Linked DNA regions of Homo sapiens: all the other regions are linked to region 3. Evidence: read pairs that join two places in POLR2A ChIA-PET (ENCODE). Cell type or tissue: OCI-LY7. All regions are shown on one strand. Each heading gives the region's core, and the rest is flanking DNA. Links, peaks and the distances in the headings are about the cores only. Region 1 has its middle 120 kb from the start of LINC02836. Region 2 has its middle 55 kb from the start of LINC02836. Region 3 has its middle 42 kb from the start of PRDM1.

Region 1 (10,829 bases), core at 3,761-6,260, 380 kb after region 3:
ACCTCAACTGTTTCTTTGGGCACCACCCTGCAGCTCTGGCTGGTGTCTCTGCCTCCCTAAAAGGGAGAAGGGAATCGACGGCAGACTTCTTGCAGGCAGAGATTGCGCCATGGATGCAGAGTGTGTAGCCCAATATCTGGCACACAGTAGTCACTCAATAAATATGGCTGAGAAAATAGATGATTGGAAGAAGCAATGGTAACCAGTTAATAGTGTACATTAGATGAAAATCAAAGTTAAGGAATTGGCTCCTCAGAAAGGCAAAAAGATGACTGTTTCTCCATTTTGCTTCTAATAAGAGACCTATCGGGGTGTTGCATGGAGTGGGGTGGGTACAGAGGCTCTGGATAATTGTTCTTTGAAGAATGGATTGAGACCCTCTCTAGCACTATTATTGACCTACAACTTAACCAAGACAGCAGCAGCTCCTCTATCCAGCCAGACTGGAGCCGAAGTTTCTTCCCTCCTGATGAACCTTTCTCTCAATTATTCATTTACTCTGCAGTCCACTAAAGCAGCAGTCCCCAACCTTTTTGGCACCAGGAACTAGTTTCGTGGAAGACAATTTTTCCATAGACTGGGGGAGGGGGAGGATGGTTTTGGGATGATTGAAATGCATTATATTTATTGTGTACTTTATTTCTATTATTGTTACATTGTAATATGTAATGAAATAATTATACAACTTACCATAATGTAGAATCAGTGGGAGCCCTGAGCTCATTTTCCTGCAACTAGATGGTCCCATCTGGGGGTGATGGGAGACAGTGACAGATCATCAGGCATTAGATTCTCATAAAGAGCATAAAACCTAGATCCCTCACATGCGCAGTTCACAATAGGGTTTGCACTCCTATGAGAATCTAATGCCACTGCTGATATGACAGGGGGCAGAGATCAAGCAGTAATGCAAGTGATGGGGAGCGGCTGTAAATGCAGATGAAGCTCTGCTCCCTCGCCTACTGCTCACCTCCTGCCGTGTGGCTCAGTTCCTAACAGGCCACAGAATGGTACTGGTCCATGGCCTGGGAAATGGGGACCCCTGCTCTAAAGTTTAACAACTTTTCTGTCTTGTATCAATCCCAAAATTAATAGAAAATATCTTTCTTCGAGAGAAAATGAGATAATGAATGTGAAACACTTAACATAGAACCTAGCACATATAGAATGTTCAATACATTGGCTTTGTTTTTCCTTTACTAAAAAATGTTAATACCAATTATGTCTGATTTTGGAAAATCCTTTTTGGGAAAATAAATTCTTCTTGAAAGCTAGCCAATTTCCTAAGTAATGAAGTAGAACAAATGAAGAAGGTGGCCAGGTACTGTTTAAAGAGCTACATATAGGCTGGCCATGGTGGCTCACACCTGTAATCCTAACACTTTGGGAGGCCGAGGTGGGCGGATCACCTGAGGTCAGGAGTTCGAGACCAGCCTGGCCAACATGGGGAAACTGTGTCTCTACTAAAAATATAAAAATTAGCTGGGCGTGGTGGTGCATGCCTGTAATCCCAATTACTCAGGTGGCTGAGGCAGGAGAATCGCTTGAACCTGGGAGGCAGAGGTTGCAGTGAGCTGAGATCGCGCCATTGCACTCCAGCCTGGGGAACAAGAGTGAAAATTCATCTCAAAAAAAAAAAAAAAAAAGGAGCTACATATAAACTATAAATAAAATCAAGCCTTTGTGAAAGGAAGTTAATGTATTTTTTTCACTATAGTTGTGTATGGAAACCTTACATCCTTCAGCTTTACTGAGGAATATAGACTACTGGGGTTAATTTCTCTGAACTCTTCAGACCTTTACCCTTGTCTAGAGGAGGTGGGCCTTGGTGCAGATGAATATTGGCATTAGCTGCCTTGTGCCTACAAGGGCGATTTCCCCATCCCATGTCTTTGTGGCTTGCAGACTATTCTAAACTCCATCTGGTCCCACCTGGGGCTTTCTCTAGAGCTGACATCCTTAGGCCCTCATGGTTCCTTCACAAAAAGAAGCCCCCGATGGTTCCTTCACAAAAAGAAGCCCCCGGCCCCCGTCTCACAGTATTTCCCTTTCAGTCTATGAGAAAATTAGTATTTGTTGCTTTCCCTGGCTTTCTTGGATTAGCATTTGCAGGCCTTTCCAGGCTTAAGGAAACTTGGCAGGAATGTTTGGCAGCTTCCTAAGCTTACTAGAAATACCAGAAGCCCACAGTCTGCATAATGCTAATTAAGTTTTCAGCTCGGTCTCCAAGTTCTTATAGTGTTTAGAGGATCGAGTAACTTAGGAAGTGTCCCATATAGAAATTGACCAGAGAAGACAAGAATCCCCATCCACCAATAAAACAATAAAACTCTGGCAGGCGTGCCCTACATCTGCAAAGGAGAAGGGGTCTTTTTTATTTCTTTACTTATCTTCCCTTGCAGTGAAAATCCTGCCAGCATCACATCATTTTCCGGTATCACCTCCTGTGGTGCCTGTATTGATTTTTCTGCCTCGCCTTTGGAAGTGTTTGGTTTGTGCTCAGCCATCACACTCAATGGGTGTGGTTCTCTTGTGTTCTGCCATGCCTCAGGGGTGTGGTGAGGTAGGGTGCCTGTGCCAAGTGGCTTCACCCGCCCAAGGTGTGGTGATATCGCCTATTCTTACCACATCTCGGAGTATTTTATTGGTATCTTACTATAAGTCATCCGAAATGAAAACGTTTCATCTTGTGCTTCATACCTGCCTTTGACAAACTTCCAAATATTGGTTATTGTTGTGGGGCTCCTATTATGCATCAAGAATCAGGCTTTTCATTTTCAAGTTTTTATACTACTTACTACAATATCATGTAAGAAAAGAAAATGCCAAGAGAGGAGACCAAAGTGCAACAGAAGCACTGACCTTGCTTACCTTTACTTGAGAAATTCATCTATTTAGAGAGGGTTCAAGTTAGGAAATGGTCAATGTGCACTAAAACTTTGTGCTTAAGAATATCTGTTAGTAATTAATTATTCTGTAATTTGTCAGTTTTGAAGCAGGTACTGATTCCTGGTGTCCAGCCATGGCTAGAGTGTTAGGCACCAGTTCCCTTCTTTGAGCTCTAGAATTTCAGCGCCTACATGGATGGCAGCCACTGCTGCTTCAGTGTGCTTAGGCCTTGGCAAAAGGCTCGGGTCAGAGAGGTAGGTGGATGGGCCCAGCCTAACCCCTAAAGGAGTTCCAGGGAGCAGCCTGGCCTGTGCGTCGGGAAACAGCCTTGGAGTGTGCCTACTGTAATGTAAGAGTTAACTAGTTTTCAAAGGAGAGAAAACACAACAATAAAAGGATGTCACCAGTTCCTTTCTTGGAGTGGTTTTGGTTTTGTAGCTGAAAAGTCAAAACTAATGTGAGAATTCATCAAGGGTTAAGTGGTCAGTTACATGTCATGGATTATGAATTCAACAGGAAAAGAGAAGCCAATGTCAGGATGAGCTGGAATAGCTGGAGGAGGCTTCATGGAGGATGGCAGGCTGGAATTAGGCCAGAATGATGGGTACAGTTTGAGAAGACCCCATATGAGGGTGTTTAAATATTTGATTTGTTCCCATGTTTATTGCAGCACTGTTCACAATAGTCAAGATTTATTTATTTATTTATTTATTTATTTTTGAGATGGAGTCTCGCTCTGTTGCCCAGGCTAGAATGCAGTGGTGTAACCTCTGTTACACCAGTTGCCCAACCTGAAATGCAGCTCACTGTAACCTCCACCTCCCCGGATTCAAGCAATTCTCCTGCCTCAGCCTCCTGAGTAGCTGGGAGTACAGGCGCGCACCACCATGCCCAGCTAATTTTTGTATTTTTAGTAGAGACAGGGTTTCACCATGTTGGCCAGGATGGTCGCGATCTGTTGACCTCGTGATCCACGCACCTCGGCCTCCCAAAGTGCTGGGATTACAGGCGTGAGCCACCGCACCCAGCTAATAGCCAAGATTTAGAAACAACTCAAGTGTCCATCAACAGACAAATGGATAAAGGAAGTGTGGTGCAGACACACAATGGAGTACTACTCAACCATAAAAAGGAATGAGATTCTGTCATTTGCAACAACATGGATGGAGCTGGAAATCATTATGTTAAGTGAAATAATCCAAGCACAGAAAGACAAACTTTGCATATACTTATTTGTAGGAGCTAAAAATTAAAACTGTTGAAATCATGGAGATAAAGAATAGAAGGATGGTTACCAGAGGATAGTGGGGAGGGGTGGCAGGGAAGCGGGGATGGTTAGTGGATACAAAAAAATGGTTTAAAAGAATGAATAAGATCTAGTAATTGATAGCACAATAGGGTGACTATAGTCAGTAATAATTTAATTGTACATTTAAAAATAACTAAGAGTATAATTGGATTGTTTGTGACACAAAGGATAAATGCTTAAGGTGATGGATACCTCATTTACCCCAAAGTGATTATTACACATTGTATGCCTGTATCAAAATATCCCATATACCCCATAAATACATACACCTACTATGTACTTGCAAAAATCAAAAATTAAAAAAGGATTCAATTTGCATACACAATGTTTGCTACAACAAACATTGCTTTGGATGTCGGGAGATACTGTAGAATAAAGAAGTAAGGTGTCTTGCCTTCCTACATTCAAGCTCTTTCCTGAGCTTCTTGTGAGAAGTTATTTACAGAGCACAAACTCGATTTAGGAGTAAAGTACATGCACCATATGAATAAGAGAACATTTATAAATTATTGCAGGGAGGTGGGGTTGCTGGAAACTAATATAAAGAAATTATCTCAGTTAAATGGGAGAAATCTGATGAGGATCAATTTTTTTCTCAGTTAAAGAATCCTTTCTTACAGGAATTGGCAAACTGCAGTTCTAGGACCCAATCAAGCCCTTTGATCATTTTATACAGTGTGCAAGCTAAGAATGGTTTCGATAGTTTTACATGGTTTAGAAAAACCAAAAGAATATTTCATCACAAGTGAAATAATATAAAATTCAAGTGTCAATATTCATAAGTAAAGTTTTGTTGGAACACCGCCACACCCATTTGTTTATGGATTGTCCACAATGGGCAGGCTAAGTAATTGCAACAGAAGGCATATGTGACACTCTCATCATTTTGCATCTGAAAACTGCAGTGACATGGTTAAACATCAACAGTGTTTTGGTGTCCCCCCCAAAGATGTGTAAGTCCTAACGCATGGTACCTGTGAACATGACCTTATTGGAAATATTATCTTTACAGAGGTGATCCAATTAAAATGAGGTTATTAGGGTGGGTTGTAATCCAGTATGACCTGTGTCCTTGTAAGAAGGGGAAATTTGGAGACAGACGCATAGGGAATATGATGTGAAGACACAGGGAAAAGGCCACCTAAAGCCAAGGAACACCGGAAGCCTCCAGAAATCAGAAGGGAAGCATGGGCTGGATCTTTCCTCACAGCCTGCAGAAAGAATCAATCCTGCTGATGCCTTCATTTTGGACTTCCAACCAAAGTCCAGAACCATGAGATGATAAATGTTTGTTGTTTAAGCCCCACAGTTTGCAGCTCTTTGTTATAGCAGCCCCAGGGACTCGTGCTCTTGCAGCCTCCCTGTCACTGGGAGACACCATGTGACAGTAAAACAAAGAGCTCAGCTTTGAAGACCAGAGCAGGTTCCTCCCCTGGGCTGGGTAGTCCTGACTCAGTGGGCAAGAATGACCAGTTGAAGTGTGCAGGAGCGGTTTTGCACGGTGCCTCTGTGGGACCCTGAGTGGCAACATTAGTGGTGGCCTGGCCAGCTCCAGTTCTCTGCATGATTTGGGGCTGCATATGTTCCTGGACTTCCTGATAATTTTCCTTGAATATTGCTCAAGAGGGAGTTACCTGGCTGGTTAACAGAGCAGGTTAAATTTAAAATTAAATAACAAAAAATAAATATCACTCTCTTTGTATTTCTAGCTTGGGAAATAGCTCATCTGGTTAAGCTTACAAGTGAGGAATTATCCACATGCAGGTTTTGAGATTGTGCAAACAGTATAGCCAATGAGAAGAAGTGACAAACAAAAAACCTAGATGTCAGGACTCCAACCCAGCCCAGACTCATCCTACCACACTGTGGGTTAGTTATGGGCTTTGAGCCAACTTACGTACAGTCACAAAGATGATCCTCATCAAAAGAGAATTTTATTGAATTTTTCTAGGAATTTCAATATTTGCAGAAATGTATTCATTTAGGAAAGTTTTAGGCATTTCAAAGCCTATTCCCAATTCAAATCATTTATTCACAAATTTAGCTCATTTTACTAGAACTCAGTAAATTTCTCTTGAGCACTGTTGGTGTTGACAGGCAATAAATACGGCTCTAATATTTTTCATCATTTTATTCTCAAAGTTGAGTTTCTCAGCATTGCATGGAGAGATGTTTGTGGCGGGTCTGCTACAAATATGAGGGAGCGTATCATTCTCAATTTCTATACCCTGTCTGCCCAGACAAGGAGGGTGTTCACCTCCATATTTGGAATGAATTTTAAAATACCAAAATGCCATTTCAATTAGCCATGATACCTCCACCAAATATTTATGAATATATTTTAATTTGAGCCATTTCTTGAATGTCACTCTGGTTGACAACTCAGCCATGGGTGGCTTTTCAGATTTCTTCTGCATATTTGGGCATATTCTGGGAAGCCTACCTGTTTGAAGCACTGAAAACAGCAAGACATCATTAACAGTATTTTTGAAAGCACCAAACTGAGGCTGGAGTGAACATGGCTGGGAATGTGTTGCTGGTTACACAGGACCTTCTGTATTCAGGAGAACAAGCAACCCTGGCAACAACACTAGCTCTAGCTTCATCGTGCCTGTTGTCATCACAAAACACGGGTAGTGAGGGTTTACCTTCTTCCAGGCCAAGGCAGGGCAGTGACGTGCTCTGGTGTTAGGTAATAACTTAGCCAAGCATGTCATGGATAAGTGTTTCCTTTTCTGATGTTCCTCCTCCTCTGCCCCCACCAGCATGACTTACTGAAGTGAAATCTAGGGGAAAGGGAACAGAGACAGTGGGCCCTCATTCAAGGTGACACATCGCAGAATCAGACCCCAGTCTCATGGCATCGCTCATGCATGAGGCAGAGTGGGTTGTGAGGTAAACAAATGAATGAGATAAGAAATACCCGACTCACAGGAAGGAGGCAGGATTGTAGTGGGAAACCAGCCTCCAGGAGATGGAGAAGATCTCATTCTGGTTTCAACATTGCTGAAGATGCTCTTGAGTAAATCTCTTTAGAGTTTGGGCTTATACTTCTTGTCTATAAACTGAAGGGCCTAGGTTCTGTGTTCTCCTAAGGTTCGCGTGTGTTTGCGTGTGTGTGTGTGTGTGTGTGTGTGTGTGTGTGTGTGTGTGAGAGAGAGAGAGAGGGAGAGAGAGAGAGATAAAATGTGTTGTAAGGGAAAGGGATGAGGGTGGTAGTGAACAGAGCAGTGAGTTCAAGCTCATTTTCCAAAAAATAATAGTGAAAAATGTGTGAACTACAGACAATTTGCCTGGCACTAGGCACTTTACATGGATTATTTAGTTTAGTCTGTAATTTCACAAAGGAAGTAGTGTTGTCACAATTTTACAGGTGAGGAAAATGAGGCTTAGAGAATGTATTAGTTAGTTAGGGTTCTTCAGAGAAACATAACCAATAGGTTCTCTCTCTCTCACCCTCTCACTCCCCCTGCCCCCCGCCCACCGGCCGTCTCCTCTTGAGAGAGAAATTTTAAAGAACTGGCTTATGCAATTATGGGGGTTGGCAGGTCTGAAATCTGCAGAAAAGGCCAGCTGGAGACCCAGGGAGGCATGTACATTGCAGCCTGAGTCTAGAGGCAGTATGGAAGCAGAATTCCTTCTTCCTCAGGGGACTGCAGTCTTTTTCCTCTTAAAGTCTTCAGCTGATTAGATGGGGCCCACCCACATTATGGAGGATAATCTGCTTTCTTCAAAATCTACTGATGTAAGTGTTAATCACATCTAAAAAATACCTTCAAAGAAATACCTTGACCAAATATCTGGGTGCCATGACATAGTCACATTAATACATAAAATTAACCATCACAGAGAAGTAAAGCCCATGCCAATTAGCTGTAAAATAGAACCAGGATTTGAACTCAGACAGCCCTACTCTTCCCTCCTGTGCCAGTTGCCAGGGTGGCTTTGTGCAAATCACCCAAGCGTCTACTCCCAGAGTCTCAGCAGTAAAATGACCACAAAATTTCTGCTTTGTAACCCATAGGCTAAATGTATGTGAAGGTCTTAGCATGGTGCAGGTAAATGTCAGTAACATTAAAATGTAGAGTCATTTCTTACCCCTGCCCAATTTAAAGTAATTTCCTTAGGAAAGTAAATTAGTATAACTATTTTTAGAGGGCAATTTGAAATTTTTTAAAAATATAAAAATGTGAATCCTCTATGATGCTACAGTTTGGCTTCTAGGAATTTCATTTTGCAAATAGATAAAGATATAATTACAAAGATGCCCTTCCAATATTGGTTGAAAGGCAAAAAAAGGAAACAATCTCAATATTAATAAGGGGACATAGTATGAACTGTGAATCCAGTCTATGAACTAATAGACAGTTACCTTGGAAAGGTGTTCAAGACACGTTATTAAGTGATAAGAACAATATGTGAAACAGTATCTTGGAATAGTTCTATTTTGATAAGAGAAAAAAACTATATATGTTTATATATTGATAAACATAGAAAAATACTGATGTATACATATTAAATTAGTGTCCCTGGAGAGTGAGATTAGAAGAAAAGAAGAACTGTCTCTTTGTGCATGCTCTCCATATTTCTACAATTCCCGAATGTGTTACAATGGGGTTTTCCATTTATTTAAAGATGCATTTAGTTTGTTACTAAATTACCTTTTCAAAAGATATTTATTTATTTAAATTTACAAATAAAAACTGTTTATTATGTACAACATGCTGTTAGGAAATAGGTATACATTGTAGAATGGCTAAATTGAGCTAATTAGCAATATGCATTATCTCATGTCTCTTTTTTTGTGGTGAGAACACTTAAAATCTACTCTCCTAGCAATTTACAGAAATACACTGTTATTAACTATATAAACACCTTGTTCTACAATAGATCTCTTGAACTTACATCTCTTATCTAACTGAAATTTCGTATCCTTTGAAAACATCTGCTGATCCCCCACCCCTTGTTACAAAATTACTGATTTCATTTTGAAATGAGTCAGCTAAACAGAATAGTTTGTTTTTGATCTTAGTCTATTTTATTTCATGTTACATTGACTGCTTCTCCTCCCAGCCCCTAACAGTGGGTCTATACTAATTTGCATAACTTTGATAAAACTTTTATTCAAGAAAAGAAGAACAAGTCTCATGTGGCTTGTGAGAAGATGAAACCACTGTGACTTATAGGGATATTTTGGGAAGACAACTCCTAAACTTGGTCAACAGACAGGATGGCACTCATAGGGAAGTCTGTCCTGGCACTTCTTGCCCTCTGTCTGGCAAAACCAGACCTGCAGAAAGGGGGTGGCCTTTAGGTTAAGGAAATTTCTTGCTGACACCTGGAGGGAAAAGTTTGTGCCAGTGACAGCTTACTGGGATACAAAACCCTCACAGGGGCTCTGTGGCTTTCTGTATTTTGAGGAAGTGCTTTAAGCAGACATGGGGGGAAGTAATTTAGCTAGGAATGTTAAGCTCTCCGAGGGAAAAATAAAGGTCCTTCAATAATTTTTTTAAAGAGTTATTGTTTCCCTTTGTAACACAGAGCTACTAGGATACCATGATGGTGCATGGTGGCATTTGCTAGTCACTCTCCACATAGCAAGGCACTTTGCATTCAAACTCAAAATAAGAATTTTTGCCAATAGCATTTAAAGGGAAATAAATTTTCACATTGCTCTGTTTTCCTGAGGGCAGGGGCTGCAGTCTCTTCTCTTTATTTTAGTACCCACCTCAACAGCACTTTGCAGCTGGTGTGGTGGGTACTCACTGGTAAACTAAACTAACTAATCTGCAGATCAGTCTCTCTAGAAAATATTTATGACTCATATTTGATCCTGATACTCCCTTGCTGAAACTCTTCAATGTCTTTTTCTTGCTATGAATATCAAGTCCAGAACTCAAAATGTGTCCTCCAAGGCCTCTCATGCTGGGCTGATGGTCATCTCCTTGTTCTGGTTCCACTATGCAGGTTCTTGATAGCCAGCCTCCCTTCGGAATGGCCAAGTCTGTGCCTTTCTAAATTGCTAAATGTTTAGAACATCACCCCTGCCTATGTGACCTGGCCCCTGCCCACCTCTCAGACTCATCTCTGGCTCACCGTCCATGTAGTCACACACTCTCTCTTTTTGGTTTCTTTGAATGTGCTGGGCTTCAGGACACCTTGGTTCCCACCCAATCTGTGTCTTCTACTGGGGAATCTTCCCAGTTTTGTTCACCTAGTAGTTAACTCTTTCTCATTCTTCTGATCTCAGTTGTAATCTCAAGGCTGTAGGTGGCTTTTCTGAATCCATACCCTGTGATTAAGTTAAGGATTACTTTGGTACACTCTTAAAGCACACTAGAGTTTCCCTTAAGTATTGATCATAACTTTGTTAAGATGATTATTTGGGTAATTGTTTATGGTAGGCTCCTAGAGGCTAGGAAACTCATCTTGCTCTGATAACACACATGTTTGCCACACAGAAGATTCTTAACTATTTGATGCAGTGAAAGAATAAATAAAAGGTAGGCTAAAGCAATGTGAATGATCAGTTTTTTTTTTCCTAAAACTATTCAGATTCTATAAAAACCCTTGTTGAAGAAGACCTCTGATTCAAATGTTTCATGCATACTCATTTCATCTGTGTTTGAAA
Region 2 (10,829 bases), core at 2,856-5,355, 550 kb after region 3:
GAACCAGGGAATTTGTTGGAAAAAAAAAAAAAAAAGTGGGAGGGGAGCTAAGAGTAGGCTACTGGTAGGGCCCGGGGGCTGGAATTAGTCTATAAGATGATCTTAGCATGGATTCTTCCAAACTTGCTGGAATAGTCGGTGGTCTCTTCTTTAGCCCTTTAGGGCCTTTGCAGAGTTACTGTTTCATCAACCTGACCATGATCCTATCTTGAAACACAGGGATTCAAACAAATAAGTATTACACAATTTTGACCTTAAATCATTTGTCTGCTTCAGTCATAATGTAGATGGTTTTGCAAGCTTTGGTCTCTGTTTCAAGTCTCATCCTCAAAGGATCGCTTTGTATTCCTTCATGTCTTATATACAGGTCTCTAACCAAGGTGTATGTGATGAAAACACCCCTTCTCTCCACAAATGCTGTCTGATTTTACTAACAAGACTCAATCCCAAGCTTGATGGAAAAGGAATGGCTCAAAACTGGATCAATTCTATCATTGCCTTTGCACATAGTGTTTTCTCTCATCATAATTCCACTGCAAAATTCCACTCTTTCTTTAAAACCCAGCTCAAAACTACAACCTTTAAAATGCATTTTCCAATGTCTTACCCTCTTCTCTTCCACATCATCACCCTCGTCATCATCACCCTCTCTGCCTGTAGGGTAAAACTGTGCTTCCTCTTCGTGTTTCTAGACTCACTAGAGTGCTTGGTATATAGCACATACTTAGTAAATATTTTTGAATTGCAGTGGGAGTATCTAATTAATTTGGCAGTAGGTATTGTTAAAATACTTTAATATTCCTGTGATTTCAGCTCTTTATAATTCTCCTCTCTGAATTTCTGTTGCAAAGTTTGGCATTGTTTTCTTTTTTTTTTTTTTTTTTTTTTTTGAGACGAAGTCTCGCTCTGTTGCCCAGGCTGGAGTGCAGTGGCGGGATCTCGAGTTTGGCATTGTTTTCTGACAGTTTCATAGATGTTTATTTTTTTTTATCCCAACTATTAATAGATTATGAGCTCCTAGAAACAGACACAATTTTTTTTATTTTTTCGCACCCTCCACCCCATTCCCATGGCCCCTCAGATTTAAGACAGTTCTCATACTTCCTAAATGTTTGTGAGATTTGATTATCTTTTGAGATATTGACTTATATTGTCTCTGGCATTATCCTCACCCCTCATTTTCTTCCATTCAAGAAAGCAGCTAGCTCCAAACTTGATGGGCTCAGGGAAGGGTTGGGGCCAGGTGTAAGGCAGCAGTAGAGCACCAGTGGTTGTGGTTTTATTCTCTAAAGGCCTAAACACTTAGGTGAATGGAGTAAGTTTGGTAGGTACATGAATGGGATTCCTAAATATAGACGGAGCAACTGGAGAGGTGGGGAGAGCAAGTGATGGCCAGGCCTCCATTTCACTGCCTCCAGCTAAGAGAGATGGGGTGAGAAATGCAGGGAGAAAACAAAAAGAGGTCTGCAGGTCCAGGAGTAGTGTGGACCCAGGTCATGCATGCAAGGCAGCAATTCCGAGGATGTGGCAAACCCTCCAAGAAAAATGGCTACAAGATTCATCTAGCCACACTGGCCAGCAGTGGTCTTACAAAAAGCCCCTGTCCTCATGGCATTGTCTTAAATTTCTAAGCAATGTCCACTGCATTCTTGAGTATTAAAAGGATTGGGGTGAAGATACTAGAAGGATTGAGAATAATAGAGTTTGGAATCTGAAATTAAAGTCTTGTAACCCGAGGTGTTCATGCTTACCTGAATATGTGGGGTTTTATTTCTCCCACATTTGTTTAATTGATTAATCTGTCAGTTATGTAAACTTGAAAAAATAATTGTCTAACACATCTAACAAGGGGGAAAAAAGCTCAGGTCTCATTACATTAAAAGGGAATACATTGCATAATACTGGATCCCAGCTCTGTTACTAATTAGTTGTATAACTTTGAGAAAATTATTTCACTGTTTTTTGTCCCAGATGTATCAAATATTTTTAAAATAGATAAAATAATGTTAATATTATCTACCTTGTTGGGTTGATGTGAAGATAAATTGAGCTAATATCTATAAAGTACTTTGCAATGGTAGCTATCATATATTAACAGCATAAGCCTTTTTTGAGACTGAAGAACCTTAACATTCATGTTGACTAATTAGTATTGATCATATATTATAGTTTTGACAATAATAAAAAATATTTTTCTTTTAAAAATTAATACTTCTAAGGAAAATTCAGCACTATTTAAGAATAGTCAAAAACACTTCCCCAGTGTTAAAAATTCTCAACTAAAAAAATATAAAATAGGAAGAAATTCATGCATTCAGAGACCTTTGAACATTAAAAAGTGTAGAAAAGATGAAAACACAAATAAGTTATGAGATACTGTCTATTACAACTAAGGTTGAGTTAAATTGTATATATTCACATATACACAAGCCAGAAAAGGAGTCATTTCTCCCAAGATGAATTTATAACCTATATGTCAATGAAATTCAATTTTTTAATGATGGATGGAATGCCATATATAATGATGAGGAATACACTAAAAGCAAGAGCAGTAAATGGCAATCTTCTGACTTACTGTATGTGTCACCAGAAAGAGTGATTATTTCTCACAAGTAGAGGTGAAGTCAGGGACTATTATCGTCCATATTTAAGTGGTTTTGCTCTTTTCTCCCACATCCACCAACATAATTAAATAATGATTTGGCTCACAGGAGATTTGAGCTTGGTGACTTCAAGTTCATTCTCAGTCAAGTTGGTAAATGTTTCTGGTGTTCAGCTTTAGGAAAGCACAGAGATAAGGAAAGGCAACGTGAACTCAGAACCAGACAGGGTCACCCAAGGGGAAAACAGCAATCTCAAGGATTGCTAGGTGAATCCTAGCCACTCCCTTAAGGAGGTTTGCTTTGAAACTCTCTGGGTCTGACTGAGGAAAATCCAGGGCTTGATGGAAGATCCCAGTAGTTTCACAAGATAATCAAGGGAGACAGTTCTCAGGTGGTAGTTGATCAGGTCTTCAATGAGAGCCAGGTGGAAAGTATTAGAGTCACGTTCTTGTTCCATCATTTCAATGGAGAAACATGGGGAGGGGGGTGGTTAGTGATCCAACATCTGTGATTTCAATGGGCATTTTAATTGGTACTTCACTTTGAGGGTGAAATGGTTTGGATTTGTGTTCCCACCCAACTCTCATGTCCAATTGGAGGAAGGGCCTGATGGGAGGTGATTGGATAATGGGAGTGGATTTCCCCCATGCTGTTCTAGTGCTAGTGAGTGAGCTCTCACTGGATCTGATGGTTTAAAAGTGTCTGGAACTTCCCTCTTCACTCTTTCTCTCCTGCTGCCACGTGAGGAAGGTCTTTGCTTCCCCTTCGCCTTCCACCATGACTGTAAGTTTCCTGAGGCCTCCAGTCATGCCTCCTGTGAAGCCTGAGGAACTGTGAGTCAAAGCTCTTTTCTCCATAAATTACCCAGTCTCAGGTAGTTCTTTATAGCAGTGTGAGAATGGACTAATACAGAGTGTGTGGGAAGTAGACAGGTATCTTTTCACCAGGAGGAACAGAAAGTCTTAGTATGGACTAACATTCAAGAACTTCAGAAAAGGTGATTGTCTGAATGTCTTTTTTTCTTTTATTGATCTGTACTACAAGCCGTAGTTACCAAACTTCTGCATTCAGATTTAGGCTTAGGGTTGACGATGTTTAATGTAAACTAGATCCTTCTAAAGAAACCTATCTCAGAAGAAACCAGGTGGAAAGAGTATTGTGGGAAATCAACATATTTTTCTTTTCTCTTTTTCTTTCTTCCTTTCCCTTATTTCTTTGTCTTCTTTCTGAGAACCTGCTGTGTGTCAAATACTAAGGCAGTGCCTATAGTCCTTGTTTTAACGTATTATCTCATTTAACCAATATAAGAGTACAAATGTGATGAGCACGAGTCCTGTTTCCAGGTGAAGAAACTGAAACTGAGAGAAATTAAGTAAATTGCCCATGGTTCCACACAACCTAGTAAGTTGAAGCCATTTGCAGCTAGGTCTAATTTCCATAATCATGCACATTTCTCCACAATTGCTCCCTCCCATAAAACAATGGAAACATAAGCCTTTATGTCAAAGAAGAATGTTATAATTTGACAAAATAATTTCATATGTTTTCATCTTTCTCACTTTACCTATTTTTATTTCTATCCTGATTAATACATTAGAATGAAAAAAAAATATTTCCTTTATTAAAACATTGGGGTTTGACAAGATAATAAGTTAGTGATATGGTTTGGCTGTGTCTGCACCCACATCTCATCCTGAATTCCCATGTGTTGTGGGAGGGAGCTGATGGGAGGTAATTGAATCATGGGGGCAAGTCTTTCCCAAGCTGTTGTCCTGATAGTGAATAAGTCTCATGAGATCTGATGGTTTATAAAGAGGAGTTCTCCTGCAAAAGCTCTCTCTCTTTGCCTGCTGCCATCCATGTGAGACATGACTTTGTCCTCCTTGCTTTTTGCCATGATTGTGAGGTCTCCCTTGCTATGTGGAATTCCATTAAACCTCTTTCTTTTGTAAATTGCCCAGTCTTGGGTACATCTTTATCAACAGTGTGAACACAGACTAATACAGTTAGTCTCAGCTTATAACCCACTCTTCATGACCAGCTACTTATTTTTAGAAAGTGAATTCTGAGATTAAGCTTAGCATTTATTTCTTAGAAATTGCTTGCTCACAGAGACTTACAGTCTCTCACAGCTTTTTCCTATTCCTTTCAAGTTGGTAGACCACACCCTAAAATATGCTTAGGAAAGAACTCTTGCTATTATAGCTTTCCTTTAGTCTTAGGTATTCTGATACACTGATAAGAGGGGTGGAGAATAGATTTACAAAGCTGAATATACAAAATATATAAAAAATGTAGTTCACTTAAAAACATTTCTAAACGTTTGACTCATCTATGTGATGATAAATTTTTCATTTTATATGTCTACAGTTTCTTGACATATCTTGCTAAGTTTTATCACGGTGTATATATGTGTTTTCTGTTATGACAAAAGCCTGTTTTTATTATTTTAAAGTGGGCTATTGATGTGTGTGTGTGTGTGTGTGTGTGTGTGTGTGTGTGTGTGTGTGTGTATATATATATATATATATGTTTTAAAAATTATAGGGAGGGAGATAACTGACCATAAAAGGGAAGCATGAGGGATTCTGTGATGGACTGCTCTGTATTTTTGCTGTGGTGGTAGTCATACAAATCTACATGTGATAAAACTGCATAGAACTAACCACACACATATATACGTACACACATGCAAATGAGCATATGTAAAACTGGTAAAAAGTTGGTGGATATTATTAATGTTAATTTCTTGGTTGTGTTAAATGTTAAATTCTAGATGTTGCCACTGGAAGAAACTGGGTGAAGTGTACACAGGATCTCTCTACACTATGTCTTCCAACTGCATGTGACTCTAGTTTAAAATAAGTTTTTAAAAATTATCTTGACATCATGTAGAATACAGTCTAGTAATAGAAACAGATTATAAATAAACACAAAAAATTGTATAATAACTACTATAATGTAGTTAAAGTATCAGGTGCCCTAGGCACATATAACAAGAGAACCTCATCTGTACTCAAGGGTCAAGAAAGGCTTCTCCAAAAATGTAACATTTAACGTGAAGCCTAACTAAGAGTAGGATTTGGCCCAACAGAAAGAGTGGTGAAAGATAGAGCATACCTTTGAAGGAGTGGTGCCTTGGCATGGACAGAAAAGGTTAATCACCAGGAAGGTTGACAGAAGGTAATGCTGGAGAAATAGCTTGGTGACAGGTCATACTGAACCTTGTGGATTATAGTAATTATGAGGATAATGGGAAGCCACTAAAATGCTTTAAGCAAGACAGTAAAACTATCAAATTTATATTTATAAACTATTAACTTTGACATTTAGGCAGAGAACAGCTTGGTTGAGAAAGGATACCCTAAAGCTTCAGGAAAAAAAACTATTGCAGGGGTCCAGGTTTCTGATGGGGGTCCTTGGAATTGGATGGGAGAGGTATGTTATTGGATTCAGGAGATACTGGGCAAATCACTTTGGTAGTGATTTGAATGTGAAATGTTGGTATCAAAGATTACATCCAAGTCTTGGCATGGACAATTGGAATGGATGAAGAAGCCCTATTCTTAGGTGGGGAGGACTGGAGAAACAGGGGATCTGAAGTGGGGAGGAGATGGTTTGGTTCAGCTTCAAATCTAAGATAAGACACCAGTGAGACTTCCAAGTGGAGACTTCAAGTAGGCAAGGAGATCTCTCCAACTGGAACCCAGGAAAGGAGGCATAAGCCAAGGATAAAGGTGTTAGGTCCTTGGCATATTGTTGATATTGAAAGTCAAGGGGATAGTATGGTCATTAAAGGAGAGTGGGAAGAGAATGAAAAGAAGTGGCCCAAAGGAAATTCCTGATGGACTTGAACATTTAAAGTGCAAGGAGAGGAGAAGGAGATGGCAAGGAGATTCAGAAGGAGCAGTCGGAAAGGGAGAGGAAATCCAGGAGGGGCATGGGGAAGCGAAGGGAAGAGAGTGTTTCAAAAAGGAAATATTTAATAGTAAGCCCTGTTAAATGCTCTTGTGAGGTGTCAAGTCAGACAAGGTATGGAAGTGACCACTGGATTCCACAATATGGATATGATTTATTTATAATGGGTAAAGAGGGAGAGAAGGAATGCAAATGGAGATAGGCTTACAAGGGTGGGTGGAGGAAAATGAAGGAGTTGTAGTCAGGTGACATCTATTTACTCCACAACAATGTAGACACTGGGGAAGGAGGTCAAGGAAGGTATAAGATAGCAGCTGCAAGACAGGACAGTGAGCAGGCTAGAAAAACGTTTCAACTACCTGCTCTCCCCACCTCTCCAATTGCTCTGTCTACATCTAGGAATCCCATTCATGTACCTACCAAACTTACTCCATTCACCTAAGTGTTTAGGCCTTTAGAGAATAAACCCACAATGACTGGTGTTCTACAGCTGCCTTACACATGGCCTCAACCCTTCCCTAGCAAGAAGGAAGCCTGCTGCCTTCTTGAATGGAAGAAAATGAAAGGTGAGGATAATACCAGAGAAAATATAAATCAATATCTCAAAAGATAATCAAATCTCACAAACATTTAGGAAAGTATGAGAATTGTCTTAAGTCTGAGGGGGTCATGGGAGTAGGGTGGAGGGTGCCAAATAAATGAAAGAAATTGTGTCTATTTCCAGGAGCTCACAATCTATTAAAAGTATAAGAGAAAAAAAGTATGAACATCTATGAAACTGTCAGAAAACAATGCCAAACTTTGCAACAGAAATTCAGAGAATTATAAAGAGCTGAAATCACAGGAATATTAAAGTATTTTAACAATACCTACTGGCAAATTAATTAGATACTACCAATGCAATTCACAAATATTTACTAAGTATGTGCTCTATACAAGCACTCTAGTGAACACTAGGAACATGAAGAAAGAGCATAGTTTTTCCCTATGAGCAGATGGGTAAATTTCCTATCCAAATCTTAGGAAGACAATATTGCAAAGATGTTAATCCTCTTCATATTTGTCATTATATTTGATGTAATAATTACAATTATATTTTCACACTTAAAGAGATCTTACCATATGTCAGGCACTGAGTTAAATGCTCATAAAATCCAAAGCAAAATCACAAGTTCAGGCAAACTTGCAAAATGACTGTAAAGTTTATCCAAAAAATAAACATTTGAGAATAGCAAAGAAAATTCTGGGAAAGAAAAACACAAGTGTGGATAAACCAACTGTAATTGTGGTTTGCAACAATAGATAGCTCAATGGAAAGAACTCAAAAATAACCACAAGATTATGGATAACTTCAGTAAAATTGGGGTTTCTAATCAGGTTTACAATAAAAAGTTTTTGGGACACCTGGATAGCCATTTGTGAAACAGTAAAGCTAGATTTCTACCTAATTCCTTATCCCCAAAATGGAGGTAGCAAAGACATAAATGTAAAAAATTAAACTATTAAGAGAACTAAATAAAACTGCACATAGTTTTTATAATATACTGGAAAGACTTTAAAAATATTTATTATTGAGTTGGCAAGAACATACATACTGATACAAACCGTACCCAAAGACACATGTTAAACAGGGGAAAATTATTATCAGTTTTTAGGACCAAAGATTGAGCCTTCATAAAACAACTAAAAATATGAAGAGCCCATTTTTAACAAGAAGGGCAATCAATATAGAAGGAGATGGCTCAGAGTAAAAGGAATATGCATGGTTAATAAATATGTGAAAAGATGCTCAAGTTTTGTCACAAATTTTAAAGAACAAAAATTAAAACAATGTGATATTTTTCACTTAATCCAATTATCATATTTTTGAGCCTCCATTATGTGCCAGGTGTATTTTCATGTTGTCTTATGAGCATATTTTAATATTTCTTGTAGTAATATTGCCCATAATCTATCAATTTTTAACAATATGATCAGCAGTTTGAATGGGAGCAGATGCCTCTGAAGAGCTTGATAATGCTTGAAAGGTGTTTTTTCCGGGTTCTAGTGATTCTCCTGCCTCAGCCTCCTGAGTAGCTGGGACTACAGGTGCCCACCACCACACCTGGCTAATTTTTGTACTTTTAGTAGAGATGGGGTTTCACCATGTTGGTCAGGCTGGTCTCAAACTCCTGACCTCAAGTAATCCACCCACTTCAGCCTCCCAAAGTTCTGGGATTATAGGCGTAAACCACCGCGCCCAGCCCAACCTGACTATTTTAAATGCTTACAAAATTAATTTCCTCTTATGTAATTATACTTTATTGAATTGACAATATTGCTGACAGTAAAAACTAACACTGGAATGTTGAAAACAAACCTAATTAGAATCGTAGCCCCCTGACTCTTCTCTTGTATCCACTGGAAGCAAGAAGAGCAGTTCTTCATCTCTTCATTCTTTCATTTAGTGAGTGTTCATTGAGTGTTTTACTCTGTGCCAGCACAGAGCTAGGTACTGGGGAACACCAAAATGAACAAGAGAGAGCATTAATTCCCTGCTCTCAGATTTTACCATCTAACTGGGTCTACAGGCAAGTAAACTGGCAAGAACACTTTGTTATAAGAACTTGCATTGTATCAAGTAACTGAAAGCCTTCCCGTCACCATCCTTTGCATCTGGGAACAAAGTAGTGCTGCCCAAGGTGACAGATTATTGCTGTGACTATACTAGATACTCATTTGAAGATTATTGGGGTACCTTATTTCAAGTATCTTTCTAAAGTGATACCTAAATGCAGTTAGGTCATAGACTCCCTCAAAATTAATAAGACTAAAGTTTTTGGCAATCGGGGAGAGATTTTCTAGGTCTAAATGAATCATTAGGAATGAGTAAGCCCCAGACATAACAAATGTTCTATAATTAAGAAGATAAAGAAGTATGTTAAGAAGCATAATAAATCTTAGAATAACCCCAAAAGGTGTCCATTTGTCTTTGTCCACAAATACTGGGAAAAAAAAAAAACAAAAGAAATAATCAAATGTGGAATTCCAAATGGTCTATGCCTTTTAAAACCCGGTAAGCTAATATACATTTTCTTAGGGAAAAAAAACCCTCAGTATATACCGAAGAATTAAAAGTTTCACATGTTACTTTATAGAGTTCCTAAATTAGACTGAATCATATGAAATTACTGAAATATGATTTTTTACATATAAAATTGGCACTTTCATGTGGTTCATCCTAATAGCATGGAATCTTTTCAATTCCTAAGAGAAAATGTTTGAGTAATGAGTAATTTATAGAGCTCTCACTATTAGCCAAACACTGTGCTAAACCCTGTATGACTTCAATCCACGATATTTGCCTGGGGTCCAAAAATCTGGGGCTAGAATTGAGGGTTTTTGAACTTAAGTGAAAAAATTTTACATATTATTTTCACTAACCTTTAACTAGAATTTGGCATTTTTTACCATTATAGATACAAATGGTGAACTTTGGTAATGTTAGTGATAATTATGTATGTCTTTGTCACCAATAGAAATTACAAGTATTTTGATATTGTATTACAGTTGTTACAGATATCTCAAAACATCATTTTTTACTCATCACAAACTTGAAAGTTCCTGTTGGTAACAAAACCACTTTTAGATCTTGTTATTTAATATGTTTATTACTAGTTGCAATTTTGCTTATAAAATATCCTGGTAGCAATATGATTGGGTGGCTTTATACTATTAATCTTTTATGTATTTCAAATTTATTTATTCTGATAAGAAGTTCCAAGAGCTTCCCCAGACTGGCAAATGGATCCATGGCACAAAAAGTTAAGACCCCCTGCTGTCCTTTGATCCTGGTAGCTACTCTGTATTGTAGGTAATAGTCTCATCCCCAATGTACAGATAGGAAAGATTGGGTCAGTTGCTAAAGGTACGCAGCTAATAAATAAGACAGCCATGTTTTACAATGGTTCTAGCTTCAAAGCCCATGATTTTACCCAGGACCTACACCTCCAGTTCCTCTAGGAAATTTCCAGGTGACCAATGTAGATCATGACAGTCAAGATACAGATGATCATTAAATAATATTAGTGTGAACTTGAAAATGTTTCCCTTGAGCTGCAGCAAGGATTATACAACAACCCATTTAAAAAGTATCGTCCGTGGTGATCACAAGTTTAAAGTATGAACAAGAAGACATTAACTGAGGAATAAGAAGAGTAAGCCCTAGGTAATGGTCATTGCAAAAAAGAGGGTGAAGACCTCAGAGACTCAGAGAAGGGCCCGTGGGGAGGTGAAAGGAGGCCAAAATGGATGATCCAACACATCCAG
Region 3 (10,829 bases), core at 3,095-5,594:
TGCGATCTCAGCTCACCAGGTTCAAGCGATTCTCCTGCCCCAGCCTCCCGAGTAGCTGGGATTACAGGTGTGTGCCACCACACCTGGCTAATTTTTGTATTTTTAGCAGAGATGGGGTTTCACCATGTTGGCCAGGCTGGTATCGAACTGCTGACCTCAGGTGATCCACCTGCCTCGGCCCCACAAAGTGCTGGGATTACAGGCATGAGCCACCTCGCCCAGCCCCATTAACAATTTTTATGTGAATTATATGTCAAAATAATAATATTTGGAATACATAGGGTTAACTAAAATATATTTAAAAGACTACTTCACCTGTTTCTTTTTAGTTTTTTGGTTTTTTCTTTTTTTCTTTTTTTTGAGATGGAGTCTTGCTCTGTCGCCCAGGCCGGAGTGCAATGGCCCAGTCTCCGCTCACTGCAACCTCTGCCTCCCGGGTTCAAGCCATTCTCCCTGCCTCAGCCTCCTGAGTAGCTGGGATTACAGGCATGGGACACCACACCCAGCTAATTTTTGTATTTTTAGTAGAGATGGGGTCTCATCATGTTGGCCAGGCTGGTCTTGAACTCCCGACCTCAGGTGATCCACCCGTCTCGGCCTCCCCAAGTGCTGGGATTACAGGCGTGAGCCACCGGCCTCTTTTTAGTTTTTTTAATGTGGCTACCAGAAAATTTGAAGTTACATCTGTGGTTCTCATTATTTCTATTGGAAGGGCTGGTCTAGGGTGAAATGCCAGCCATTACTTGGCAGGGCTCCAGGGACTACAATGCCACCCCTTAGCCTGTTTGAAATCGCTCCAGATCATGGCCTTGAGGCTCATCTCTCAAGTGGTGATTTCCACCCACACAATAAAGATGGGATTAAGGGGGGAAAGTTTTAAAAAATTCCTTTCTAACTGCTTGATTAGCTTGTATTACAGATCCCTGGGGACTATGTTCTTTTAGGCTTCAATTGCTATCAATGTGGTGGCCCCCAAGAAACATGTTTATGACTACTGCTATTATTAGAACCAACATTAATAATAACTGTAATAATCATCTGTTGAGCCAGAGCAACTAAATTATTCCAGGAGACTAAGATGCGCGCCCATGAACTTAGGGCGCTGCTGGAGTGTGTGTCTGGAAAATAAGCTCTTCCAGGAGCTAAATGATGCCTTGAAGTCCTGAAAGAGTTACCAGGAAGGAATATATGGCCAGACAATGTTTTCCTTAACTCCAGGTGGACGTGCATAGACACTCATGGATGTACATAAACATTGCTCAAATCTGTCTGTGCGACCCTATTTCTTTGACTATATTATAAACAGCTCCAGTATGTTATGCTTTCAAATGCTGAATGGCCAAACCCCCACCTGTATGGCTCACAGCTCCATGACAGTTCCTTGGGAGGGTCGGGCAGGAGCTCCAGGTCTCGACCTTTGCTACTGGAGTAGCTTCCCACGGGCCACCTTGTGTCAGATTTCCCTGTTTCCCATCCCTCAGCCTCACTGCACATTCCTCTTCCAGAAACGTGGAAGGCTCCATGTGACTGCCCTGGTTAGAAACTTTCAATGAGCCTTTGTGGTCTGAAGGATAGATCCCAAACTCCTGGGACTCGGCCCTCGTCAGGCTGGCCCGGTTCCTTCTCTTTCTTTTATCTCATCATTCCATACGTTGTTCAAGCCAGCCGATGGGCCATCGTTCATTCCACAGACATGGAATGAAGGCTGAGGTGTCCTGCACTTTCCTAGGCCTTGGGGCTACAAGCAGACACCTTTCCTACCCTCAGGAGTCTACTGTCTGGTGAGAAAATAATTAAACAATCACTGTTTCCATGGTAACTAGGATGAAGGCTTACAGGGGCTGGAGAAGTCCTGTCCTTAGGTCTCCACGAACCCTTGTTCTCCACCTCGAGTGATGCTCCTTGATGACAGAGTTGTCACCTCCCTGGAGGACCCACCACACGGCTCAGCACAGCGAACATGCCCAGGGAATTCTTGGCAGAGATGATTGGTGACAAAATATCAGAAGTGGATGGGCTCTTCCAAGCTGTGTGATCAGTGGTTCTTCAACTTCGTGCCCAGCAGTTCAGGGCTCAGAAGCACCTGGTGAGGAAGGGCTGGAGGACAGTGCCTGGGTGTGGGGCCTGAGGCCATCCCTGAAGGCTTCACGAGAGGCCTTCACTGCAGGACCCTGCCTATGAATTTTACCTGATACCATAGACCATGCACCAACCTGCTGGGTCAGGTGCATTTTCACAAAATGCTTTTTTATTTTACTTATTGATTGATTGAGACAGGGTCTTGCTCTGTTGCTCAGGCTGGAGCACAGTGGGTGCAATCACAGCTCACTGCAGCCTTGAGCTTCCACGCTCAAGTGATCCTCCCACCTCAGTCTTCCAAGTAGCTGGGACTATAGTTGTGCACCACCAGCCTTGGCTAATTTTTCAGTTTTTTGTACAGATGGGTGTCTCACTGTGTTGCCCAGGCTGGTTGCAAACTCCTGGGTTCAAGCAATCCTCCCAACTTGGCCTCCCAAAGTGCTGGGATTATAGGCGCAAGCCACCGCGCCCAGCCAAATTCTGAAATGCTTTCTATCAGCTGACCTTAGTCGGGTCCACATTGGTCCATCAAGGATGCTCTTATAATATTGGACCTCAAGAATAGCAAACAACAGCTCCATCTCCTTCCTCGGGCAGTTCTGCGCCTGTGCCCACTCCCTGCTGCAGGGACTTCCCAACATATGGAGAAGAACCACATGTGTTAAGCCAAAAAAAAAAAAAAAAAAAAAAAGTCCTGGTATACTCTTCTCTTCTTACAGAATGTAAGTGAGAAGTGCCACTCAAATTATTCTTTCTAAGCTGAGGGACCAGTGTCACAGCTGCTAAAAGAATGTTGGCTGGCAACTGTTGAATGACATCTTATCAACAGAAAAGTAAAAACTAGGTTGGGCACGGTGGCTCACGCCTGTAATCCCAGCACTTTGGGAGGCCGAGGCGGGCAGATCACCTGAGGTCAGGAGTTCGACACCAGCCTGGCCAAGATGGTGAAACCCCGTGTCTGCTAAAAATACAAAAATTAGCCAGGTGTGGTGGCCTGCACCTGTAATGCCAACTACATGGGAGGCTGAGACAGGAGAATCGCTTGAACCTGGGAGACCGAGATTGCAGTGAGCCGATTCCAGCCTGGGTGATAAGAGTGAGACTCCGTCTCAAAAAAAAAAAAAAAAAAAAAAAGAAAGAAAGAAAGAAAAAAAGAAAAGTAAAAAATAAAGTAAAACTCTTTCTAACCAGCCATCCTACTTCCTGTTGTTACATAATTGAATTCCAAAATATATTCTCACTGCTGAAACATAATGTGGACTTAAGCTATTTTAAAAAATATGGTAAAGGGGCTTTCTACCTCATCCTTTCTAAGACTCCCAAATCCTGATTACTGAAATAAAAATGTTCCAAATGTAATTTTTTTCTCAGACAGTCTCTTACAGGAATTACTACCAGGGCTAAGCCAAAACAACACTGTGTATTTGGCTTTCCTATCTCACATCACACTGTTCCCTTTCTCCCTCCAGGGCCCTGTTCATCCCCAGGATACAAGGATGCTAGGCTGTCCCTCCAAAGTCTCCTGTTCTAGAACAAAATCATTTGATAAAAACCAACTCTTAACAAGGTTTTAGGAATTTCAGTAATGCCCCCTCAGCAGGAGCATTTGTGTTTTCAGAGAGAGTATGAGAAACAGAGAGAGAGAACCAAGAATATATCACTCCTCGTGGCACGCATCATCTGTGGGGTGAAGAGCCTTTGAAATCTTTCTAATCATACCTCATGGTTGGAGGCCTGGCTGCCCAAATATTTCCAGCCTTCTGGATAATTAAAATACAGGGAATTTCATTTAGGCACACTAAGGCATACTGTTTAAGACTGACAAAATATTGATAACAGCTGAAGCTGAAGGTTGGGTACCTGGAAGTTCATTATGCTATTGTCTACTTTTGTGGATGCTTAGAAATGTCCACCATAGGAAGTTAAAAAGTGCTCTTTAACCAACACCTGGGGTGGTAATTATGTTGGAATTTGGGATGTACGTAGATTGGTAGAGTGAATAAAAAGATTCTGTTGAGTTTGAAATATATTGCTTCATTTGGTCAGCTTATAACTGACAGTTTCATTTTGAACATGAGGAATTAACTTAAATCATTGGACAAATATGCGCCACAAATCCAGTTCCTTTCTCTCTAGTAAAATAATATCTTTATAATCCAGGAAGTAAAGTACCATTATGCAAAAAGGGAGGGATCTTTGTACACAGTCCAGGCCCTTCAAAGAGATTACCAAGCTTTTCGTGTATGCAAAATAACCACAGTCCCAGGCTGACTCCAGCTCTTGCCAGAATTGGTGGTGAAACCTGCACTAGCAGACATGCAGGGTCCGCTGAGATAGTCATACATGCTTTACAGACTCATGAAGCTAAGGCTAATTATTGTTTCATAATCTAAGAAACCTGTCACTTGATGATCTAAAATTATGGTCATTGGAGACTAGTTTAATAGATGACAGTGTGCCTTATCTCTAGGATAACTTGCATGCAAATACACAAAGCAAAACTAGGCTATCCTGAAATCTTAGGGAATGAGTCACTTTTTGCTCTTGATGTTACTGATATCCTTCAGGAAATAAAACTTGAACCATTACATATAGAGATTCCTTAAAAAAGTTATGAACCTCTTCATCATGCTGCAGTTGATCGTGGTCTGTCCCTGTCTTGGTGGCTTCAGGACGTGCTGATGAGCACGGCTACTGTCTTTCTCGATGTCAGGGAGCTGTGGATGGGGCTGTCATCTCTGACATGAATCGGTCTGACATTTGGGCGTCTGCAAAGCTCCTCTTCCAGCTGCTTGGATATCAGTTCCCTCCACTACCCTCTCTCAGGGTGCTGGTTTCCAGCACTGTCCCCCTGGCTCTGCCTTTTCATTTGTCTTTCTAGTCTTCTGTGGACTGGAAAGCAGATCCCCTACCCTTTTAGATTTGTGCATGAAGTCGGAGTAAATAGAGTCTAAAAGAGTCTGAATGAGGGGCTCACCTAAAAAGCCACGAGCTGAGCTTTATCACTGAATCTTATGAAATTCTTTCTGGTGGATCAGAGGCCAGTGTTCTTTTTTTAATTAATTAATTAATTTATTTTTGAGATGGAGTCTCGCTTTGTTGTCCAGGCTGCAGTGTAGTGGCACAATCTTTGCTCACTGTAACCTCTGCCTCTCAGGTTCAAGCGATTCTCCTGCCTCAGCCTCCCGAGTAGTTGGGATTACATGTGTGTGCCACCACGCCCAGCTAATTTTAGTATTTTTAGTAGAGATGGGGTTTCACCATGTTAGCCAGGCTGGTCATGAACTCCTGACCTCAGGTGATCCGCCTGCCTCGGCCTCCCAAAGTGCTGGGATTACAGGCATGAGCCACCGTGCCCAGCCGTGCAGAGGCCAGTGTTCTAAAAGGACAAGGTCTTATCATCAAAATAACTTATATGATCCTCATAAGCATGACATTTCTGTGTTATATTTTGAACTCCATGTTGCTTTTCTTATTTGTCAACATTATAGTGTTTTCCATGCCAGACTTCACCACAGCAAACAATAAATAGCCAGACTCAAAGACATCAAATTATTATTTTTATTTTACTTTTTTATTTTTTTTATTTTTTGAGATGGAGTTTCTCTGTTGTCACTCAGGCTGGAGTACAATGGCGCAATCTCAGCTCACTGCAACCTCCGCTTCCTGGGTTCAAGCAATTATCCTGCCTCAGCCTCCCAAGTAGCTGGGACTACAGGCACGCACCACCACACCTGGCTAATTTTTGTATTTTTAGTAGAGACGGGGTTTCACCATGTTGGCCAGGCTTGTCTCTAACTCCTGACCTCAGGTGATCCACCCGCTTCAGCCTCCCAAAGTGCTGGAATTACAGGCGTGAGCCACGGCATACGGCCAGCGTCACATTATTGAGGAAGTTAATGTCCACGGATCCAAATTATATAGATGAATTATTTTTAAATATTTCAAATATGTTTAAGGTTGTGCACCTGTGTTTTAATTGCTCAAGAGGTGATTAGATGGCGTAGAGGTGGTGAGAGACAGGACAGCATAGTACTAAGAGCCAGACCATCTCCTTGTTGAAAGGAGGACAAGATATGTTTGCTGGGTGTTATATGAGTGTGTTTGTAAAGCATTTGGGAAGCATTAACTCTTATTTTTAGGCAGGGAGAAGAATGAACTGGAACTAAAGATTGGTTCCGGATCAGAACAAGAGTAAATCTCCCCCTACCCTTTCTCTCTGCCTCAGGAAAAGGAGAAAAAAAGAAATAGTATAGTAAATATGGACAATTTTACTATATAATAATTTCTTTCTTATTAAACACCTAAAAATATTTTTATTATGTTAAAATGCTTTCTTTTTTTCTTTTGAGACAGAGTCTCTCTCTGTCCCCCAGGCTAGAATGCAGTGGCGTGATCTCAGCTCACTGCAACCTCTGCTTCCCAGGTTCAAGCGATTCTCCTGCCTCAGCCTCCCGAGTAGCTGAGATTACAGGCATGTGCCACCACACCCGGCTAATTTTTGTATTTCTAGTAGAGACAGGGTTTCACCATGTTGCCCAGGCTGGTCTCAAACTCCTGACCTCAAGTGATCTGCCAGCCTCGGCCTCTCCAAATGCTGAGATTACACGTGTGAGCCACCGTGCCTGGCCAAATGCTTTTTTGTTTTTAACTAAATAATGATAATTTATGACTAACAATTTTACTAAATAATAGTATAGTAAACATGGAGAAGGAGGAAAGAAGCCGTGGGGATACTTTGAAGCTACTTGTGTCTATTTGTAAAATAACCATTGCCTAAAACAGAACTCTGACTTAAATACTGATGGCAACTCAATAATCTGCCAACATCTGACAAGAAAAATGCAGAAAAAAGAAAGAAAGAGGGAAAGGGTAGTGAAAATAGTCAAGATAATAGAAACAAGAAAGCACTTCAAAGGTGCCTTAAGCAGCAGTGAGACCCCACTGCCCCTTCTGGGATATGTCATGAATGTACATAGAGAATTCCTACCGAGGAATAAGAAGTGAAATAATTGGGTTCAGAAATGAGGACTTCTTGAGGGAGCAGTGAGGTTGGCTGACTTTTTCTTTAGTTTCATCGTCTCATGAAATGCAAACTCACTGCAAGGAAGTACAATCTTATGTTGTTCATTAAATACCGACTTGGTAAATGAAAGGACAAAGCCTAAAGATGTGGCATCATTAATTTTTTTCACTCCCAACTGTTGGTTGAGTCATTTCCAAAGACAGACTGCAAACCCCTTGAGCTGTGGCTGGAAATGAGGAATGAAGATCAGCTTAGGTGCTGAGAATTTTTATCCATCAAGACCTGGGGTGCTGGACACAGGGTAGAACTTTTGAAGCATTCACTGAAAGCCAAACAGTAGTCAAGAAAAGTTAAGACATAAGAAGACCCCTGTCTTCTACGCAGGAATGGGGAGGTCCTCTCCCTGCAGCTCAGCTTCTGGGCCATCAAAACATGAAGAAACAAGATGGTTGGTGGTTTTGTGTTGTAAACATTCAGCTCCAACACACACCTCAGTTCGTTAAGCGGTGAGGCGGGGAGGATGATCCATTTTGACTCATGCTGCCGAGGTGGCGGAAATCCTCCTGAAGACAGCAGGAGGGATGCAGTGAGACCAAATTACCCACGCATCTGTGGAAATGGGTGGGGAGAGAAAGTGATTCATGTCAGGACTAAGATAGCCTGATTCGTGTCTTTATGAACTCCAAGTGGTCCAGAGTCCATTTTCCAAAGTCATCATGAAAGAGGAAGTTTATTTTAGTAAATAGAAAGTAAAACATGTTGGAGCTGCACACACAGATGAGACTCAGGTGAGGAAGGTGCTGGGACTCCATGCCCAGGAGAAGTGAGGGGGCTGCCAGCGCAGCCAGTGGGCTCGGTGCCCAGAGACCTACTTGATCACACACCTCAGAGGGCTCACTTGATCACACACCTCAGCGGGACTCATGTGCATAGCAAAAAGAGAAAGGGGGTGACAAAATTCGGGGGACTTTGGCCTTTGGCCTTTGTTACATTTCTTTTTTTTTTTTTAGACAGACTCTCACTCTGTTGCCCAAGGGAGTGCAGTAGCACAACCTCACCTCACTGCAACCTCCATCTCCCCAGTTCAAGCCTCAACCTCCCGAGTAGCTGGGACTACGGGCGCACACCACCATGCCCGGCTAATTTCTGGATTTTTAGTAGAGATGGGGTTTCGCCATGTTGGTCAGGCTGGCGTTGAACTCCTGATCTCAGGTGATTCGCCTGCCTCACCCTCCCAAAGTGCTGGGATTATAAGCATGAGGCACTGTGCCCAGCCCTTTGTTATATTTTTAAAAATTAATTCAATTACTGAGGTGTTTTTTTTCCCACATAAAAAAGGGCAAAAGTTATCCATTTTTCTGACTGCTTTACTCCTATTATATGGTTTCCAGATCTGAGATTGTAGGAGGTTTTATACAACCCCTCACAGATAAAAATTGATATGAGATCCATTTTGGTGTGGAGTGTCAATGCTGAAGCATCTAGCTTGGACTGGACCCATGGTGGGGAGGTTTGGGTGCCCCGAAGGCTGCCTGCCCTGGCTGTTTGCTGGAAAGTCTGTATGATCACCCACCTTCTCTTGAGCAATAGAGAGAACCTCCTAGTTCTCCACCCCCACCCCAAAACTGTCTCAGCAGCCTGGTCTCAGGAAAGCCCCAAGCCTGAGTTGTTGAACTTGCTCTCACAGTGTTCGATCGGTTTGAGGAAAATAACTGTCATGTCCTTAGCATTGCCTCTGCTGAAAACCCAAGGGGACTGTGACCATGTGGCAGTGATATAGAAAGAGCACTGCATGTAGAGTTAAAAGACCGAGGGTGTAGTCCCAGCTTTGCAGCTGATGCTTGATGTGTCCATGGGCAGGTCGCTTGTCCCCAGTCTCCTGCTTGTAAGATGAGGAAGTTGAGCAAAATCTCCAGGGTCCCTCCTCCCTATGAGATTCTTCGAGTCTATGAAGTCCAGACTCTCTGGTAATGTGCCAGGAAGAACTTAGAACCTTTCTTATGACAGGAGCCAGGGCTGCTCAGTCCCCTCCTTGGCCACATGTGTCCAGGTGACAGAGAACACCCATGAGTGTGACAACACAGGTTCTCAGGGAAGGAGGAATCTTCCGGCTTTCTCTCCTGCGTTTCCCAAATCCTCTCCCTTTTGAATAAACATGTTGAGATGGTGACCTAAAACCCCATGTCATGTAGTATTAGGTTATTGAAACCCCTCCTTGTGTCTCGCTCTCCATGTCAGAAGCATTGGATTGGAACTGACTTGAAGGAGACAGAGCAGTAACTCCCACGCCTTCCTCCAACAGAACTATTTTAAAACCTTTTGCAGAGAATCCACTCCATGGTTCAGACCTCTGTGAAAAAGTTCTCTACTTGTCCCTCATTTAATGTTTGCCAGCCCTCAATGTTGAGCTGGCCAGAGGATTAGGACACATTTTAAATATTATTTAATAATTGGATAATATATGTACCTGGTACAAAATTCAAAAGATACAAAAGAATATTCAAGGTAAAGCAAATCTCTCTCCCAGCCCATACTCCAGCCATCTCTTCCCTAGAGGCATCCACGTTCTGCAGGTTGTTATGTAGCTGTTCAAGATATTCCATGCATATGTAAGACTTTGTGTCTATATTCCTATTTTTTTCTTTTCACTAATGGCAGCACAGTACTCACGGCTACACACTTCCTTTTTTCTTTTAAAGCTGTATTTGAGAGCTCTTCCATTTTAGTACATGTAGATCTGCCTCATTCTCCTTTAATGTCTGGGTAGTATTCAATTATATAGACGATCATAATTTGTTTAACCCTTCTTCTGTTAATGGACCTTTAGATGTTTTCCAAAATGTTGTTAAACAAACGATGCTGCAATGAATATCCTTGTACACGCAACATTGTCTTACCATGTGCTACCTGACAGTGTGAGTTTTATTTTCCTGTGTAAATGTTTATCTTCTCAGTTAGTTTGTAACTGCTTACAGAACAGGCACAGACATTCAAAAACAAAACACAGTATTATGCACATAGTATGGCTTTCATAAAATATTGGGTGAATGAATTAAAGCTCCTCAATCATGCCAGTGGTATGGAGAAGCAAATGGTATTTCAAAGGTTAAATGAATTGCCTAAATCAGAGAACCAGACAATCAAAGGAAACACCAATAAAATAAAATAAAACTGATAAAAATAAAAGCAGATATTTAGAATATACTTCCCAAAAGTTGAATATTTTTCCGACATTTACATTCACACTTAGAAGAGATAACTCCATTGGCTAGCCCAGCAAGGAGAGTAAACAGTCCTCTGGAAAAATCGGTCACTTTGGGGGGCAGGCAGATGGCTCCAGCTATTGGAATGCCATTTATTAAGTGTTGACTTCAGTTCACAAAACAGTGGCCCAGTGACCTGGAAAAGTTAAGCATCACCAAGAGGGCCTCCACTGGTCGGGAGGGTGACAGTTCCTCCCATGAGGGGATCTAGTGCAGTTCAAAGGAAGATGAAAATGGAAAAGGAAGAGAAGAAGGGAAAAAAACACTCTGACCACACAACAGCTCTGGAATCAATCAGGAAAAAGGGAGAATGAGTAGATGACTTTAATTGTCCTGCATCAGCTGTCACCAATGATACAGGAAGAGAATGCCCTTTGTTAAAAAACAAGGAGGGTGTTGTTATCATGATGTTTAATGAACACTCATTATAACCTGGTACTACAAAATGTGTGGTCTGATTG

The links. ChIA-PET counts read pairs that join two places held together with the same protein. Peaks named below come from ENCODE experiments on the same cell type or tissue, not always from the same donor. Only the 100,000 strongest peaks of a DNase experiment are listed, where the experiment ranks them.
Region 1: POLR2A ChIA-PET joins it to region 3 with 9 read pairs; 2 of 35 experiments call an interaction of 5 or more read pairs at or near these places.
Region 2: POLR2A ChIA-PET joins it to region 3 with 6 read pairs; 2 of 35 experiments call an interaction of 5 or more read pairs at or near these places.

The regions. Positions count from the first base shown.
Region 1 is chr6:105,745,096-105,755,924 of GRCh38, reverse strand. No RefSeq gene overlaps it. Among named protein-coding and RNA genes, the nearest start is that of LINC02836, 120 kb to the right of the region's middle. In OCI-LY7, for the core only: no CTCF peak of the experiment used is centred there; no DNase peak of the experiment used is centred there.
Region 2 is chr6:105,572,318-105,583,146 of GRCh38, reverse strand. No RefSeq gene overlaps it. Among named protein-coding and RNA genes, the nearest start is that of LINC02836, 55 kb to the left of the region's middle. In OCI-LY7, for the core only: no CTCF peak of the experiment used is centred there; no DNase peak of the experiment used is centred there.
Region 3 is chr6:106,123,173-106,134,001 of GRCh38, reverse strand. No RefSeq gene overlaps it. Among named protein-coding and RNA genes, the nearest start is that of PRDM1, 42 kb to the right of the region's middle. In OCI-LY7, for the core only: no CTCF peak of the experiment used is centred there; a DNase peak (open chromatin) is centred at 4,321.